Linked DNA regions of Homo sapiens: region 2 is linked to region 1. Evidence: chromatin loops called from intact Hi-C (ENCODE). Cell type or tissue: ascending aorta. All regions are shown on one strand. Each heading gives the region's core, and the rest is flanking DNA. Links, peaks and the distances in the headings are about the cores only. Region 1 overlaps SMAD3 (SMAD family member 3). Region 2 overlaps SMAD3 (SMAD family member 3).

Region 1 (9,272 bases), core at 1-8,000:
GAGGGGAGAGAGGAAAGGGAATAAAAGTTGGCTCCTTGGAAGGTGCTGAAGACAAGGATCTGTGTCCCAGTGCTAGCTGCACTTGGGTCAGTCTCAGCACAAGCTGCAAGGTGAAGATGTCATGGCGGGGAGCCCAGGGCAGGGGCAACACACGCGGTCGTGTTGACTAGGTGAACGCCACTTAAAACTGCTATCCAGTCACCAGCACTCCTCTAGAACTGCCCTGGTTTCCTCTTGCCCTTTTCAACTGTCCTTTAAAAAAGTGTTTTAATATACAAATGCCATTCATACAACAGGATTTTAAAACTAAGAAAACTAGCTTGTGGCTTCAAGGAAGGACACTAATGTTACATACGCCCAAAGCACCTATGTAGCACTCTAAGGTGGGAATGGCACCATTTCCTAACCTCTTAGGTATGATCAAATTTATTTTCAGTGATGCCACAGGTGGGTTTGCCTACAATCCCACACATCCTCCTCTGGTGGTCTAGTCAATAAAGAAAAAGGGCCAAGGAAGTATCCTTTGGAAAAACACAAAACTCAAACTTCATGCTCCTAGAAGTAGCCTTCAGGTCTGAGCAATGAGGGTTCTAAGACACCATCCAAATGCAGCCAAACGTGTCATTTCATCACATTCAAAGTTCATAACCTGCCAAAGTATAGGCTTTTTTTTTCCCCCTTCACCTGGAGTAAGACACGACTTCCATAGATCACTGGATCACCAGAATCAGGCTGTGCCTGAAGCTAGTTCCCAAGCACCCAGAGGGCTGTGTGCCACAGGAAGCCCTCATAGGATCGTGCAGCAGGTGGATCATGCAGGCCCTCGGAAACTGCTGCCCATGGCTTTTAGGAGAGGAACCATGACTGCTCTAGCAGAAGCCAAAATGGAATATTTGGTTCCTGGGTCTCAGAGCTGGCTGGGAACATGAACACATGTACAGGAGGTTCAGGGGGCTTCCTGTGTAAGAAACAGGCCATAGATCATTTCACACCAGGCACATACTTCAGACTCACAGCATTTGGCCCTCTCAGAGGAAGTGAGGGGTTTTGTATTGTCTCTGGGTTCTGAGTCAACCCTCCTTCGAGAAGACTCACACAAGTCTGTCAAGGTGCTCCTTCCGTCTCTTCCTGTGTCCTCAGGAGGCTTGGGGAGCAGCTGTCCTACCTGGAAACCTCATGGCTAGAACTTCAGAGGCACAGGACCCTGCAGATGAGGCATCAGGAAGCCTCTCCATCTCCCTCTAACATCAGAAATCTCATCACATTTGAGCTGTATGACTTGCCAAAAGTATATACACTTCCTTCCCTTCACCTGGAATAAAGCAGGACTTCCATAGGAAATCCCTTGATTTTTCCTGCTATAAATTCATGCAAAAACGTGGGATAGGTCATTTTATACAAAAACAGCAGCAAAGAATAAAGTACCAATTGAAGGTGGCAGTTCTGTCTACTGTGTTCTGCAAAAGGCTGGGAAAAGAAGAGGACTCTTTTTTCTTTTTTCCAGTTGAAATAATTTAGACTAGTTTTCTCCCTAATTGCTGCTGGGAGCAGTACTTGTTACACAATACAACTGCTATAGTTGTCACCGGTGATCCTCTACCGGGAGCTAGATCATCTTATATCCCAGGGGGAAGATGACAGACCTCTTTGTACCAAGCCTGCAATTTTCAAAGGTGTAAAAATATTTTAATAGCCCTTTTCATTTGCCTATGTTGGCCTGAGATGTTTCCCTTCTGGTGAATTTGCTTCTGTAAATTTCAGCTTGCAGAAGTGCTGGCAGGTATCTCTTCAACAAAACCTGGAAAAGCTTCACCTCAGGAGAGAGAAGGGAGAGAAGCAGTTGCTGGGTCTCACTCAGGTTTCCCAGTCAATGTGCCAGCCCAGGATTTTTAAAGAAAATATATAAACCAAACATTTAAAAGAGCATATGATAAAGTTGATTTAATGAATGCAACTGACTACATAAACCAATATAGCCGTATGCATCAGAATCTGGAGCAAGCTCTTACAGATGACTGGAGACGCACCCAGTGTGGTGCTGCCTGAGACCAAATGCCATCCCACGACAAGGGCCTCCTGCTTCATGAGAACACTTACCGTCATTCGAATCTCTTTGAGATTAATGTGATAATAGACACTATACATTGCATATGCACTGGGCCTCAGCAGATCCTTCCAACTTTTCAAAGTGAAAAAGGACAAACGTAAGTGAGTTTTTAAAGAGGTGGCGCTCATCGATTTTTCCCGCTGTCCTGTGTGCAGGTTCTGCTGAACACGCACCTCCCAATCAGTATGTTCTGAGAGGGGAGGGAGACAGACAAAACTCCCTCCCTCCCCATCCCAAGTCTATCCAGCTCACAAGGGGCAAGGTCTGCTGGAGTGGTGGGGCGGGGCGGGGCGGGGCTGGGCTGGGAATGTTCACTGGAAGAGGCACTGTCACAAGCGTCAGAGAGCTGGGCATGAGGTCTGCATGGCCCTGCGGGCTCTTCCTACCTAGAACGCCCTTCCAAGGTGAACTCCACACTGCAGTCCTAGACAGAGGGGTGTTTCTGGTTGGACTGTGACATCCCAGAAAGCTGTCACTCAAAAAAAGAGTCTGGGGGGAGGGGGCCGGTGGTGTAATACTACCTGTTCTGCTCACTTAAGCCACCAGAGCAGACGCCATTTCTTGCCCTTCAAAGTGGGGCCAAAGGGTAAATGTGTTTGGCAGACACAGCTGTTCATAACATCCACCTCTGGGTTTGCTCGTGTGTTTCAGAAAACAGGTGGGTGCACCCCTTCAGTTGAGGGAGAAAGATTTCTTCTTCCTTGACAACAATGGGTTGAGTAGAGTTCCAATTTTCTCCACCTCCTGCATGGCCATTTTCCCCAAGCCTGCCCTCCCCTACCATACTTGATGTCTCTAAGACACACTGGAACAGCGGATGCTTGGGGAGCCCATCTGGGTGAGGACCTTGTCAAGCCACTGCAAAGGCCCATTCAGGTGCAGCTCAATCCAGCAGGGGGTACTGGTCACAGTCTGTCTCCTGTAAGAAATAGGGAAAGGGGTGGGGTGGGGGACTTAAAAAATCTCCAGGGGGTTACACAAGTCAGAAAGCTTTTTCTGCTTTGGTGACAGTCATCTTCCCAAAGATGCTGTTAGACGCTGTCCTAGAAGCGGTACCAGTAACTTGCTGAAACTACCCGGCCAAACTCCTCTACCCAGGGAGGACTTTGAGTAAATTAAGTTCTCTTGAGGGGGAAGGAAGTCGACTTTAAAGAGTTAAACATGTAAAGTCAATGGCAAAGAGTTAAATATGTAAAGTCAATTGCAGGGTACCCCAGAGGCCCACCAGTTACTGTAACAGGCCCCCTAATAGAGGAGACCTCCATCCTGAGCAAAGGGCTTCCTGGCTCCCATCTGTACCAAACGGGCACGTGCCGCTCCCCTATCTCGAAATCTGGGCCCAGCCCCAGCAGGCGACGATGACGTGTGTCTGTCTGATTGAGGGGTGTTTTTTACAAAGCGCCAACAGTGTCCGCATGCCTTCGGTTCCCAATGTGCTGATATAATTCTCATCTACGGCCTTATTTTGGAAAATCTTACAAGCAGAACGAGCCATGGAACAATTACTGGAAAAAAACAAGGCACACCACACGTTTCTTTTCCCCAAAGCACTTTGTCTAAATTCAGGCTGGTTGATGACGCAGCTTGCAGGCAGGCTCCCAAAGGCCTCCACTGAGCAAAGGCTATCTGCTGAGGCTGGAGTCGCTGGTGCCAGCTGGAGGTGAGAGGTGTGGGCCCTGGGCCCTGCTTTCAGCCACCTCACAGAGAGAAGAGCTGAAACCTTACTCTCCTTGGCCCAAGAGGCAGGAGGACGACAAGGCTGTTCTGGGAAGGGGCCGCGCCCGCCCGTCAGGCTGCTGTGCAGTGCTGCCAGGCAGCGGTGACGCGGTGGGCCACAGAGGACTGGGTGTGCTGGCAGGACATCCCGCGTGGTGATAGTGTCCCCAGGGAAAGGCTCTGCCACCAAAGAGCCTCTTCCTAGCACTTGGAGCGGGAGAGCTGCAATGCCACACCAGGAACAGTGTTGCTGTCTTGAAGGCACCACCCTCCTTGCTTGGCCTCTACTTTGCTTGTGTAGCAGGGAGGTTGAGAAATGGGCCTGCAGACAGACCCTGGGGTGTCTGCACGAGCGAGGGTACCTGAGTGTGGCCCTCCAGACTACAGTCTGGTATAAGAAGAGCAAATGGACATCCCCTTACTCTTTTCCACTGCAGTCCATCTTTAAATATTTCCCTTCTTCACTAAAAAAAGATTAATTTTCTAACCTTTCACTCCTGTTCCCTAAATGAGCTAAGCCAGGGCTAAAAGATTGCTTAAAACATTTCTCTGGCTAGACCTTTGGGCCTGGGCTGATCTCTTCAGGCCATAACATAGTTGTAAGTTCTTTTGAGGTCTGACCACTTTGATTGCTCCACTGGTCACTCCTGGATTTCAGAGACACCCAAGAAACCAAGGGGCTGTGTTCCCTGACACCCTGGGGCAGACACAGAAGAACAGCAGCTAAAATACGGTAAGTGGAAGAGGAGGATTTTACAGGATGAAATCCTCTAATGAGAATCTGACTTTCCATAAGTCATGCTCATCTGGATTTCATTACAAACGGTGGCCCAAGGCCAATATTGAAATGGGTTTGGCCTGAGTGCAGCATGACTGCAAAACAAAATGGATTCCAAACATCTGGAAAAATGAAGAGAAAGGGAGAGTAGCTTGCAAGGCGCTGGCTCTAGCTGACATGTGGGCACCTCTGCATCTGCCGCAGGAGCTGGCGGCTGGCAGGGGGGAGTGTGGAGCAGAAGGCGGGGGCACACAGCCCTGCCTCTCCGCAAACTTTGGTCCGTGAGTGGAAAGAAAAGGGACTGGATTCTCTAAACCCAAAGCAGGATGGCCTGAGAGATTCAACCAAGCAGACCAGGTAGACCTGACTATATCAGGGCCATGTTTAAACCAGTATCTAGGGCCGGGCATGGTGGTTCACGCCTGTAATCCCAGCACTTTGGGAGGCTGAGGCAGGTGGGTCACCTGAGCTCAGGAGTTCGAGACCACCCTGGGCAACATGGTGAAACCCCCTCTCTACTAAAATACAAAAAATTAGCCAGGCGTGGTAGCACGCACCTGTAGTCCCAGCTACTTGGGAGGCTGAGGCACGTCCTGGAGGCAGAGATTGCAGTAAGCCAAGATGGTGCCACTCACTTCAGCTTGGATGACAGAGTGAGACTCCATCTCAAAAAAAAAAAAAAAAAAAAAGAAAAAGAAAAAGAAACCAGTATGTAGGACTCTAAAAAAGTCATTTCTCAGCGAGAAAATTTTGTTCCTTTATAACTACCCAAATCTCCTCCTCCCTTCCCGGACTCTCAGTTTTAATATCCTGGGCTCCTCAGCATCACCAGGGTCCCTGAGTCAGAAATGGAGCAACAGAGGAGGAGAGGAACAATGAGCTGAAGACCTAACTTCCTGAAGAGGGTCATCCTAAAGCCATCTGCCTAAAATGAGACTAAGGAAGAAGCCAAGAGGGCAGAGTTCTAGACACAGCTCTTCTACCAGTGTGACTGCAGGCAAGTCACTCTCCCTCCCTGGGCCTTAGTTCTCTCATCTGTACGGATGATGCTGGCATCCCCACCCAGGGCTGGGATGAGGATAAGATGGAGCGTGTGTTTACAGTGCCTACAGCTGTTCGGTGCCAGCAAACATCGTTCTGCAATTCCTCATCATCTGCTGTTGGCCCGGCCCCTCCTGCCTGCCAGGCCTTGGCCTCTCTCTGATCTTTGGTCTTTCTGCTCTTGACGCTAGGGCTGGCCTAGCTCATCTCTGAGGAGCCCTGCCTGCTCTGCTGTCCAGAGTCACCTGGAGTTGGGTCCCCTGATGTAGGCAGCACCCATAACTGACCTGTACTCCGCTCCCCAGCCTTTGACGAAGCTCATGCGGATGGTGCACATTCGGGTCAACTGGTAGACAGCCTCAAAGCCCTGGTTGACCGACTGGGCCAGGAGGGCAGCGAACTCCTGGTTGTTGAAGATCTTCAGGTTGCATCCTGCCAAAAACACAGAAACAGGGCTGTGGGGATGGAAGTGGCCAGGTCCGTTGCTCCCCTCCTGGATAAAGCAAGTCCTGGACCCCCTAGACCAGCCTCATTTATACAGCTCCAGGGACACATGGTGTGTGATGCATTTGCCACACACTCCACACTCAGTACCATGCAAAGGGAAGGCCAACCCAGTCCCTCCCCTTGAACCCATCTCCTCACTGGGAGGTGCCACTGACATACCTGCAAGGGGAGATGGAAGGCTGGCCCACAAGCTCCGACTCCCAGAGCAGGGAGAAGTCTGCAAAGAGGGCTTCCAAAAATAGGGAGATGGTGTGGAGAGGGGGGCCTTTCCTTGGGCAAAGGGACCAGGGGACAGAGAGATAAGGGACCTGGGCCAGGTTGCCCATGCTGTGTGGGGTCTGGTCACCCACCTAGGAACAGGAGCTCTGGCCGTTCCACAGCAGGCAGTGCCCCCAGAGACGGGCTGGCCGAAAGGCTACTGGGCCTGCCGTCCCCACAGGAAGCTTGGCAGAGGGCCCAGTGCACCCTCCACCTGGGCTCCTCTGATGAATACACCTGGTGCTGGGGCTAGGAGGTAAGGAGAGATCTGGGCCAAATTTTGGCCTCTGGGCACTGGGCTGGGTGGAGGTGACATTCACAGCTAAGTGAAGGTGTGCATCTGATTCTCCAGACAGTAAAACTAAAGACAGTCACAAATAAAGTTTAAAATAAATGTCGTTTGAAGTCTTACTGCCTGAGTGCCAGGAATGTGTCAACCAGAAAAATAAAGACAAAAGCACATGCTGGAAATAGCCAAAAGGTGAGCCGGGGTGACGCTTATGAATGAGCCAACAGCAGGCTCCTGTTCTTGCTGTGTGACTCTGAGCTGGTCGCTTTCTCTTGGGGACCCTGTGTCTCTGTATAATGAAGGGCTGGCCTCAGAGGTCCTTCCAGCTCTGACATTCTATGAGCTGACAAACAACACCACAGCCAACTCAGCCCTCACCCAAAAGATGGGGGTGGGGCCGGGGAATGGAAGAGGCAGAAGGCCAAGAGCGTCACTGAGCTTCCTCTTCTTCATTCTCTCCAAGGACAAGGGTGGTGGAACAGGGCTGAACCTGGGCCCTGACCCCCAGCAGAGCCAAGAAGCAGAAGAGCACCAAACTTGAGAGTCCATCAGCCCTAGGCCCCATCCCGGCTTGGCCACTTACTAGCTGTGTGCGCTTGGGCAGGTGGCTGAAACTCTCTGAACTTGTCTCTCAAAGCGTCTCCTTACTTATAGAGCCAGAGAATAACTGGTGAGGACTAAATGAGGTCAACGATCGGAATGTACTCTATAAATGCAACCACAAAATGCTCTGGAAACCTGGTGTGCTATTATCATTTCAGACTTTCTGCATTCTAAAGTTTCCCCTGCCTGTGGTCTACCACTTCTCCACTACCATCTGCTACTCAGTGGGCAGGAAGGGGCATGCCACACACGTGCCACAGGCAATGGCCTGGCCAGGTTACCTGCTCCACTAGTCTGTCACAGGCCATGTTCTGTGGGCTGCCTACACAGTGGCTGCACGTCCTGTGAAAAGTGGACTTTGGCTGGGGCTTTCTGCCTTGGTTTCCTGAGGAAAGAGGCCTTAGATGGGATCAGCCACCTGCCTGATCTTGCTGTCCAGGCGTGGCCCTGTCCAAACCACTCTCGGGGGTGCAGCCTGACACCTCTTCTTGGGGTACAGGTGGGATTTTTCAGGCTCACTCAGAAAACCCTCAGCAGTTCCCTAGAGTCAAACTCTCTGGTGTCCTTCCACGGCCTCATGCTGTTGTGCTTTTGAAACATTTCCCCTGACGGTCTCATACATGACCCTCCTCCAGCCAGAGAGCTACCCATCCATGTCCTGCCCTCCATTACCTCAGGCCCTTTGCCTGGGCTGCTCCCCCTGTCTAGAATGCCCTCCCTGTGCCTAGTGCCTACCTATCCTTCAGGATCCGGATGTTTCTCCTCCATGAAGACTTCCCTGATCCATCCCAACAGCTAAATGGGCCTTCTCTCTACCTGGGCTGCTGGCTTGGTGCTTGGCACCCGTCCCTTATATTGAACTCATCCGTGTCTTTGTCTTCTGTGCTCTGCAGGCCTGTAAGGTCTGCGGGGGCAGAGCAGGGCCGCATCTACCTCTTCATCCCCTACAGCACCTGGCACAGAGCCCTGCATGCTGTTTGTGCAATGAATGAGTGAAGAAAGGAAGCCATACTGCCTGAGCATCTACGCACAGGGCAACAGGCAGGTACCCACAGGTTAAAGGCAGACCTATCAGATGCTACATCTGCTCCCTGGAAGTTCAGGGAAAGCACAGTTAGATCTGTGGGCATAGAGAAAACCTAATCCAATCACCTCCAGATTGACAACGCAATCATGAGTGAGCAGAAAAGGTGAGAAAGGTGGACTCTCTCCAGCATCCTAGGCATGCACTCGGAGAGGGACCTCAAGGCAGGGGTGCCTGTGCGGCTCGTTTACCTGGTGGGATCTTGCAGACGGTGGCCGGGTGCCAGCCATAGCGCTGGTTACAGTTGGGAGACTGGACAAAAATAGCGCTGTCACTGAGGCACTCTGCGAAGACCTCCCCTCCGATGTAGTAGAGCCGCACGCCTCTTCCTACAGAGATTCAGGTTAGACTGGACAGGGTGCCTTTGCTCACACACAATGGCCCTGGGGCCACCTGAGGCTCGCAAAGGAGGCAGAACAGCAGAGCTGCTCCCAGTGACTGCCAGCTTCCCCAGGCAAACGGGCCCCAAAGCCCAAGCCTAAAGTAGGGGAAATGGGCACTGCCGGATTCCTAAAGCCAAGGGAGGCAGATGACAAGAGATGGGCACACAGGATAGGTCTCAGTGACAGCCTTTGCCACTGAGTAGGCATGGGCCTCAGTCAAGTTATTCACCCTCTGAGTCTTCGTTTGTCTCTACGATAGGGATGGGGGCCAGGCGCGGTGGCTCACACCAATAATCCCAGAGCTTTAGGAGGGCAAGGTGGGAGGATCACTTGAGGCCAGGAGTTCAAGGCCAGCCTGGGCAATGTAATGAGACTTCATCTCTACAAAAACATTTTTTTTTTAATTAACTGGGCATAGTGGCATATCCTTGTAGTCCTAGCTGCTTGGGAGGCTGAGGTGAGTGGATTGCTTGAGCCCAGGGGTTCAAGACTGCCGTGAGCTCCCA
Region 2 (8,000 bases), core at 1-8,000, 69 kb after region 1:
GTACCTTTGAAAGCTAATTAAAAGCAGAAACTTCACTGTCAGCCCTGTTTAATTTCTATTCAAACACAGTCTCAGATGAGGCCTTGGTCAGCTGTGTGACGTGGTAATGAGGCATTCTGCTGATGAATATTCTCATTCACCAAAGGACAACCAAAATCTTTTTCTTTTTCTAATTCCCTTTGAAAATATTTCCAGAAAGTATTTGTCTACTCTTCTTCCTCAACAAGTCCATCTTCTCTAAAGATAATAGATTTTTTTTTTTCTAAAGACTGACAATCCTCCAGCCTCTTGGACCCAGGTTGTGAAGTTAATTCTCACTGTGGAGATCAACAAGCTGTGTAAACTGCAGAGGTGGATGGCTGGCCGGGTCATCTAGACACCTCAGGGCAATCATTAGCAATGCCTTCTTTCAAAGGAACAAAAAAGCTGGGTGTGGTGGCATATGCCTGTAATCTTACCACTTCAGGAAGCTGAGGCGGGAGGATCACTTGAGGCCAGGAGTTCAAGACCAGCCTGCCCATGATAGCAAGACCTCTTCTCAACAGAAAAATACAAAAATTAGCCAGACGTGGTGGCCTGCTTCTGTAGTCCCAGCTAATCAGGAGGTCAAGGCTAGAGGATCATTTGAGCCCAGGAGTTTGAGGCTGCAGTAAGCTATCATTGCACCACGGCACTCCAGCCTGGGTGACAGAGGGAGACTCTGTCTAAAAATAAGAGACGAAAATCCAAAGGAACAAAAGCTTCTAAATAAAATCGACAACAACCTATTTTCCAGTGATTTGTTTCAGTCTATTCTACAGCATATCCGAAAGTTGGAAAGCAGGACACACTATTTTCCCTTTGTTTCCAGGCTTTTTGGATACTCTGGGATGTTTTATTATAGCTTTTCAGGTTAGCAGTTGAACCCACTGCTTTAAATGTAGAGGTCCTTCACCTAAAAAGAAGGCAAAGGGTTGCAGAAAAACATTGAGTATATTCTTTGGAAATGTCAAAAAAAGACTATTTCAAAATAAGTTTGTCCGTCTCCCAATTTTGGGGCATCCCGTCTATCTGAGTGCCTCCTATGTACTGGATTCTATACTGTAAAATTAGAATGCTGGCTGAAGGTGATGATAAGCTCATAATATTAATGGCTACTATTTACTAACACTTGTAATATGCTAGGAATTGCAGTCAATCTCAAACATGTTAGAATTCTTTTTTCCTTTTTTTTGAGACGGAGTTTTGCTCTTGTTGCCCAAGCTGGAGTGCGATGGCACAATCTTGGCTCACTGCAAACTCCTCCTCCTGGGTTCAAGCGATTCTCCTGCCTTAGCCTCCCGAGTAGCTGGGATTACGGGCGTGTGCCACCACACCTGACTAATTTTTTGTATTTTCAGTAGAAACGGAATTTCACCATGTTTTAGCTAGGCTGGTCTCAAACTCCTGACCTCAGGTGATCCACCCGCCTCGGCCTCCCAAAGTGCTGGGATTACAGGTGTGAGCCACTGCGCCTGGCTGATTTTTTTTTTTTTTTTTTTTTTTGAGACAGGGTCTCACTCTGTTGCCCAGGCTAGAGTACAGTGGCGAGTTCACTGCAGACTTTAACTCCTGGCTCAAGCAACCTTACACTGCAGCCTCCCGAGTAGCTGAGACCACAGGCTCACACCACCATGCCCAGCTAATATTTTTAATTTTTTGTAGAGATGAGATCTTGTTATGTTCTTGTTATGCTGGCCAGTCTGGTCTCAAACTTCTGGCCTCAAGCGATCCTCCCACCTCAGCCTCCCAAAGTACTGGGATTACAGGCATGAGCCACCATGCCCGGACGCAAGTATTTAAAACAAATTCACTGAGATATTTTATCCCTGTTTTACAGATGAAGAAACTGAGGACTTAGAATGTTTAAGTCCTTGTCTGAAGTCCCATAACTTACAAGTGGTGGGGCCAGGATTTGAACCCTGGTCTGTAGGATCCCAAAGCCCTATTCCTTACCACCCTACATAGGGACCACAGGGAACATCATTGCTCTGTGAAAAAAACCTATCCTTGTCTATGGAGTGATTACTTTCCTAAGAAAGTCAGGTAAGTCCTGGCTTGAAAACAAGTTTAAGAGCCAGCTCAGCTCTTAGCTAGATGCAAGACCCTCAGCATCCCCTCACCTCTCTGGACCTCAGTATTTTGGGCAATGAAACTAGTATATCATTTCCTGTGACCTCTTTTGGCTCTAACAAATGGCCAAAAAACCCAAGAGATCACCAGCTCCATAAATCCCCCGATAGGAAATGGGCCAAAGGATTACCGTACGGAAAGCAGTCCTGACTTGCTCATTCCCAAACTCTGGTGAGGAAACCAAGAGAAACCAGCCACCACCCACAGCTGACAGGGTCTGGGGGGAACAGCAAAAGAGCTGACCCGCACAGTACCCCCAGGCTAACTGAAGAGTCCCTGAAGCCTACAGATCAATTTCTCTTTTCTAAGAAGGAAAGGGGAGTATAACCTTCAGTTTCCTCATGTGTAAAATGAAAAGGTTTCATCTGTTCATTCTTCTAAGTGGTCAACTTAACCTCTGTAGGACTCAGCTTCCTCATCTACAAAATGGGGACATATGTCCGGACCTTAGACCAGTGCTACCCAATAGAATTTTTGGTGGTGATGAAAACGTGCTGCTCTATATGAGCTGATCTGATGGCCACTAGCCTACCCGTGCACTTGAAATGCGGCTGGTGTGACTGAGGGACAGCATTTGTAATTGTATTTAATTTTAATGACCCAACATTTAAATAGCCACATGAGGGTGGTGGATAGGTATCGGACAATATAGCCTTAGACTGTAGTGGCAGGAATGAAATCAGATGGCATTTGTAAACTGCCTAGCACAGTGGTGGGACACAAAGTTCTGGAGGAAAAACATGCATGAATATGCAGAGGTCCTATCAGTAGAGATTTTTTTTTAAGCAAAATTTCCTCATATCAAGAAATGGAGGCACTAGAAGCTGACAAGCACATACATGGATGTGTTAGAAAGACCCAGAGAAATCAGGCATACTGTAGAAACCATTCTCTCGGTGTATAGACTAAATGGCTGAAGGTCTGTTTTGTTTTCTTCACAAATGTTCTTGTCAGAAGATAAAAGAGAGCCGTTTTCAGCAAATCTAGGTTTTTATAACCCTAAACGCCCAGTACAAACTGCCCCAAGAGCAAGCTCTCTCTTCAACAAAACCTCCCGTCCTCCCAGGCAGCCACCCCCCGCCCATCTGCAGCCCTCCCCGGGGCCTCTGGGAGCTGCCCACCCAGAACGGAGTGCAACTGACATGTGGGGCACACCCTGCCAGGCACAGTCACTCGTGGGGGGAGAGCCACCCACGATGCCCTCAGGACCCACAAGGCCGGCTGGCAGTGGCCTGTGTCAGGAGTGCCCACCGGCACCCGCTGGCAGCCAGCCTGCGTCACAGCCCAACAGGAAACGAGGAGAAGAGAACACTGGGGCCGCGTGGAAATCCCCACTGGGCTCCACGCCGGAGGGTGACTCAGCGGGGCTGGCCAGCAAGCTGCCTCCCACCCCTCAGCCAGGACAGGGCGGGGGCTGCAGGAAACAGGCCTCCCGCCTCTCTGCAAAGGCTAAGAAGTACACATTCTTACATATTATTATGTTACAGATACAATCATGCCCTGCCTGAAAACATGCAAGACAAAGTCCCAACATATGAGATGGGGATTCAAGGTCCTTTTATAACAGAAAACGCACTTTCTCTAAGCAGGGGTGTCCGGTGTTTTGGCTTCCCTGGGCCACGATGGAAGAGTCGTCATCTTGGGCCACACATAAAATACGCTAACTAACGATAGCTGATGAGCTAAAAAATAATCGCAAAAAAAAAATCTTACAATGTTTTCAGAAAGTTTATGAATTTGTGTTGGGCTGCATTCAAAGCTCTCCTGGGCTACATGCGGCCCACGGGCCAGAGGGTGGACAAGCTTGCTCTAAAGGAAAGTCTTAGTTCAAGTCCTGGAGCAGCCATGAAGCTTGAAAAATTCCCTTCCCAATTTCCCAGGCCCAATTTCTTACCTGGTAGGGCCAGGGTGAGATTCCCACACTCTCCACGGAGTGTTCCCAGGCAACACCATTGCACAGTGCCTCTGCCCTCCTCGCAGCTAGCCCATCTGCCCTTCTAGACCACCCCACAGCACTTAGCAGTCTTAGATTATGGCGTTCATCATCCTAAACACAGACATTTTACCAGGCCTCCCACTCAGATACTGTCACCAGGACAGAGGCCATGCCTTACATCTCCAAAGTGAGTTTGATACATACAGGGGGTTTTAAAAATTATCCATCTATTGATCCAAAGAAACAGCATGGCATGTGTATAAGACTTGTTATCCTTGATACCCCTCCCCAACTCCAGGTCATGGCAGGGCTGCCTGAGCTGCCACAGGCTCTTATCACCTCTGTTCCCCACATCACGTTAAGCAGCCCAGGGCAAAGTCTGTCCCACACTGTTCCTCTTTTTCCCATAAAGTACCCAGTGTACTCCAGGGACTTACGGCTAGCAAAAGAAACAACAAGCAAGAAAGTGGGGAGGTCCTAGAAATCCACTCCTAGTGAGTTGCAAGAGGCTTACTAAACCCAGAGTCTTGGCCAGGGACAGTGGCTCACGCCTTTAATCCCAGCACTTTGGGAGGCCAAGGTGGGCAGATCGCTTGAGCTCAGGAGTTTGAGACCAGCCTGGGCAACACGGTGAAACCCCACCTCCACAAAATATACAAAAAATAGCCAGGCGTGGTAGCGTGTGCCTATAATCCCAGCTACCTGAGGGGCTGAGGCAGGAGGATTGCTTGAGCCTGGGAGGTCAAGGCTGCAGTGAGCTGTGATCGCACCACTGCACTCCAGCTTGGGTGACAAAGCGAGACTCTGTCTCCAAAAAAAAAATTCAAAGTCTTTACCCCTTGAAGTTACTAGAAAAATCCAACCTATGTTATTTCACTTTAAAAATATCAACTTGCTATGACTTTTTCCTTTCAGAAGCTCTCTTGGGCAATTCTACCTTTGGACTATAAGCTTCTTACAAAATAATTCATTTTTCCCATTCCCGAGTGTGTGCGGGTCTGAATTTTATGAATGTCTTTGGCAAGTCTGAGATAATTCAGCCAGGGTTCCATCCATCTGCTTCATAGACAGTTCCACTCACTTGGCCTCTGAAAGCACTCCATGCGCTCCCCACCCACGGTCAGCCCTTACCCAGGTCCCTCTCTGGCTCCCACTCTGTGGCACCCCCACCCCCGCCATGGCCCCAGCACAGCTGTGTGGCAAGAATAACCCAGCTCTCTGTGTCTACTGCCCACCTCCCATTGACTATGGGCCTCCCTGCAATGGGCTTCAGCCCCAACACTCCATCATGACTGCCCTTGCTAAGGTCACCTAGTGGCCTCCAGGTTACAGAATCTAAAACACATGGTTTTCAGGCCTTACCATTCTGGGTTCTCTGCAACATCTAGCACTGCTGCTCCTTTCCTCTTGCTGCAGGGTCTCGTCACTCACCTTCAATGTCACTGTGCACCATCTTGCTTTTCCTCTGTCTCTCCCTGCATTCCCTAAATGGGGCTGTTCTTCAGGTGCAGGTCTGGACCTTCTCATTCTACGCTCATATCCTCCCCAGCCCGGCCTCATCCATACAATGATGACTCACAAATGTATATCTCAGCTCAGACCTCTCCCCCAAACTCCACGCTCATCTATCCAGCTCCTTGGCCTGTGCTCCTGCTAATAGGTGCTCCGTAAATGTTTGTTGGTACACACCAACAGTTAACAAGCACCTGCTTGTGCATGATTCTGTGCTAGGTACAACAGGGGATGCATGTCCCTGAGCTCAAGGGACACAAAGAGGAAAAGTTAGGCAACATCAGAGAAAAGGCAGACCTCACCTGGCTTGGGTTCCCAAGGAAGGCACCATGGCAAAGACAGCATTTGGGTTGTGTCTTGAAAGACAGCTCAGAAACCAGCATTTTATCCTGCACAATGGGATGTTCACGACTCAGGACACCCACATCACATTGAGAGACTGTGAAGCCTTACCTAGCTATTTTAAACTGGTGTTTTGTGTTCCCATGCTGGATGAAAACCTCCTAGAGAAAGGCATTTTTTCTAAGCAGAGCTCCTTCCAGCGCCTTCCGTGACAATAGTGATCTCTTTACATCTCCCCTCACCCGATTCTAGTCTGGTATAAAAATGACACACCTTTGGACCCAAGTCTGCTGGCCCCAGTCCTGATCTTACTCTACAATGAGTTATTATCTTTTTGGAAAATATCAAAGCCCACCAGAAATCAAACAAAACAAGAACTTCTACTTAGTAGCAGAAAATACATGAGATCTGCTTTATCTAACCCTGGTAATAAACACTCTGAAGAGGAAAGCGCTATCCATATCTTTACTTATGCCACCTAGCCTTCTCTCAGTCTCCTCTCAGCTGGGCTGGACAGGCCCTCACTGGGCTCCCCCACTGCAGGGACCACACCAGATGACTTGTTCCGTGCCTATCTTCCCCGACGCTGTGAGTTAGTGGGCACCAATTGCTGTGCCAGGCAGCACCCAACACAAGCATGTTGAAAGAATGAATTTCAGACTCTCTCTTTTTTATTTTTTGAGACATTGTCTCACTCTGTTGCCCAGGCTGGAATGCAACGGTGCGATCTCAGCCCACTGCAACCTCCACCTCCAAGGTTCAAGCAATTCTCCTGTCTTAGCCTCCTGAGTAGCTGGGATTACAGGCACCCGTCACCACGCCCGGCTAATTTTTGTATTTTGGGCAGAGACGGGGTTTTGCCACGTTGGCCAGGCTGGTCTTGAACTCCTGACCTCAGGTGATCCACCCGCCTCGGCCTCCCAAAGTGCTGGGATTACAGGCATGAGCCACTGCACCCGGCCAAATTTCAGACTCTTACTAGAGAGTTCTGTACATTCTCATTACATGTGCTTAGTACTATGTGCTTCTATGTTATCATTAAAACATTACACTTGATCATGTTTCCAGGCATTTTTAAGCTAACAACAGCTCTCTATAAAGAAAGTTTGAAAATCCATGCTCGACAAACCACATCTCTTTCACAAGAGCTTGGAGGACTTCCCAGCAGGAAAGGAAACATCCTCACACCCACCAGAGTCGCCCACCCGGCACATCTGCTGAACTCCACCAGGGACCTGGTGGCTTCCTCATGATCAAAAGGAGACAGCTGCTCTGTGCAGTGGGGTGGCACTGGGCTGGAACTTGGGGGGACCTGCTTTGGGGCACAGGTTTCCTCCTCTGTAAAATGAAGGAGTTGGACTTTCAAGATCTGAAGCCACTGCTGGTTCTGACAAACAGCTCTCTTCTACCGTCATATCCTAACAGAACAAAACCATGCCTGCTCATTCATCACAGGCAGAACCTGGGGTCATCATTTGAGTGAGGCCCACAAGGTGGGAAAATGCCTGGATTTGAGGTCAAAAGACCCAATTGTGTATCCTAATTACCATTTTCAGCCTGTGAGGCCTCTGTAAATGCTGTGCATTCAAAAAGGATTATTACTCTTTCTAGCTACTCCACGAAACACGCCAGCCGTGACCCCAGATCTCAAGGAGCCACATCCCTCCACAAGGGGAGGCAGAGACATATTTAGAAAAATGCCCTTTTCAGTGTGTGTTTCAGTGCTGGGAAGATGGAGGGCCCGGGAGCTATGAGAACTGGGTGAAGTAGTCCAGAATGGCTTCCTGGAGGAAGTAAGCTTGGGGATTTCCAAGTAGTTGACAACTTCTTTCAAGATAAACATTGCATTTATCTGCTTTCTCACCTCCTGACCTTTGCTCTTCAAACCTGGCATGCCATTGTCACTAATCATGGGATTTTACTACAACCATCAAGCAGAAAGCTGGTTAGCTGGTTTCCCAATGGCTGAGAAGTCATCTATCCTCCATGCAGAACAGATACCCCCATCACCAAGGGTCTTGCTCCCTTCCTGATGCTCAGTTTTCTTGCTTCCACCTAA

The links. Hi-C counts contacts between places; a loop is a spot of excess contacts. Peaks named below come from ENCODE experiments on the same cell type or tissue, not always from the same donor. Only the 100,000 strongest peaks of a DNase experiment are listed, where the experiment ranks them.
Region 2: a loop joins it to region 1, with 6 times the contacts of the local background. A loop is called at or near these places in 20 of 110 quality-filtered maps.

Annotation. Positions count from the first base shown.
Region 1 is chr15:67,184,167-67,193,438 of GRCh38, reverse strand. It overlaps SMAD3 (SMAD family member 3), which reads right to left. Exons shown (of 9, transcript NM_005902.4): 7 at 8,575-8,712; 8 at 5,930-6,074; 9 at 1-3,026. The coding sequence ends at 2,903. Among named protein-coding and RNA genes, the nearest start is that of SMAD3-AS1, 42 kb to the right of the region's middle. In ascending aorta, for the core only: no CTCF peak of the experiment used is centred there; DNase peaks (open chromatin) are centred at 3,778, 4,615 and 7,099; H3K4me3 peaks cover 401 bases; H3K27ac peaks cover 7,869 bases.
Region 2 is chr15:67,116,713-67,124,712 of GRCh38, reverse strand. All of the region lies in intron 1 of SMAD3 (SMAD family member 3), which reads right to left. Among named protein-coding and RNA genes, the nearest start is that of SMAD3-AS1, 26 kb to the left of the region's middle. RefSeq lists enhancers at 3,339-3,778, 3,757-4,614. In ascending aorta, for the core only: no CTCF peak of the experiment used is centred there; a DNase peak (open chromatin) is centred at 3,452; H3K4me3 peaks cover 1,345 bases; H3K27ac peaks cover 5,124 bases.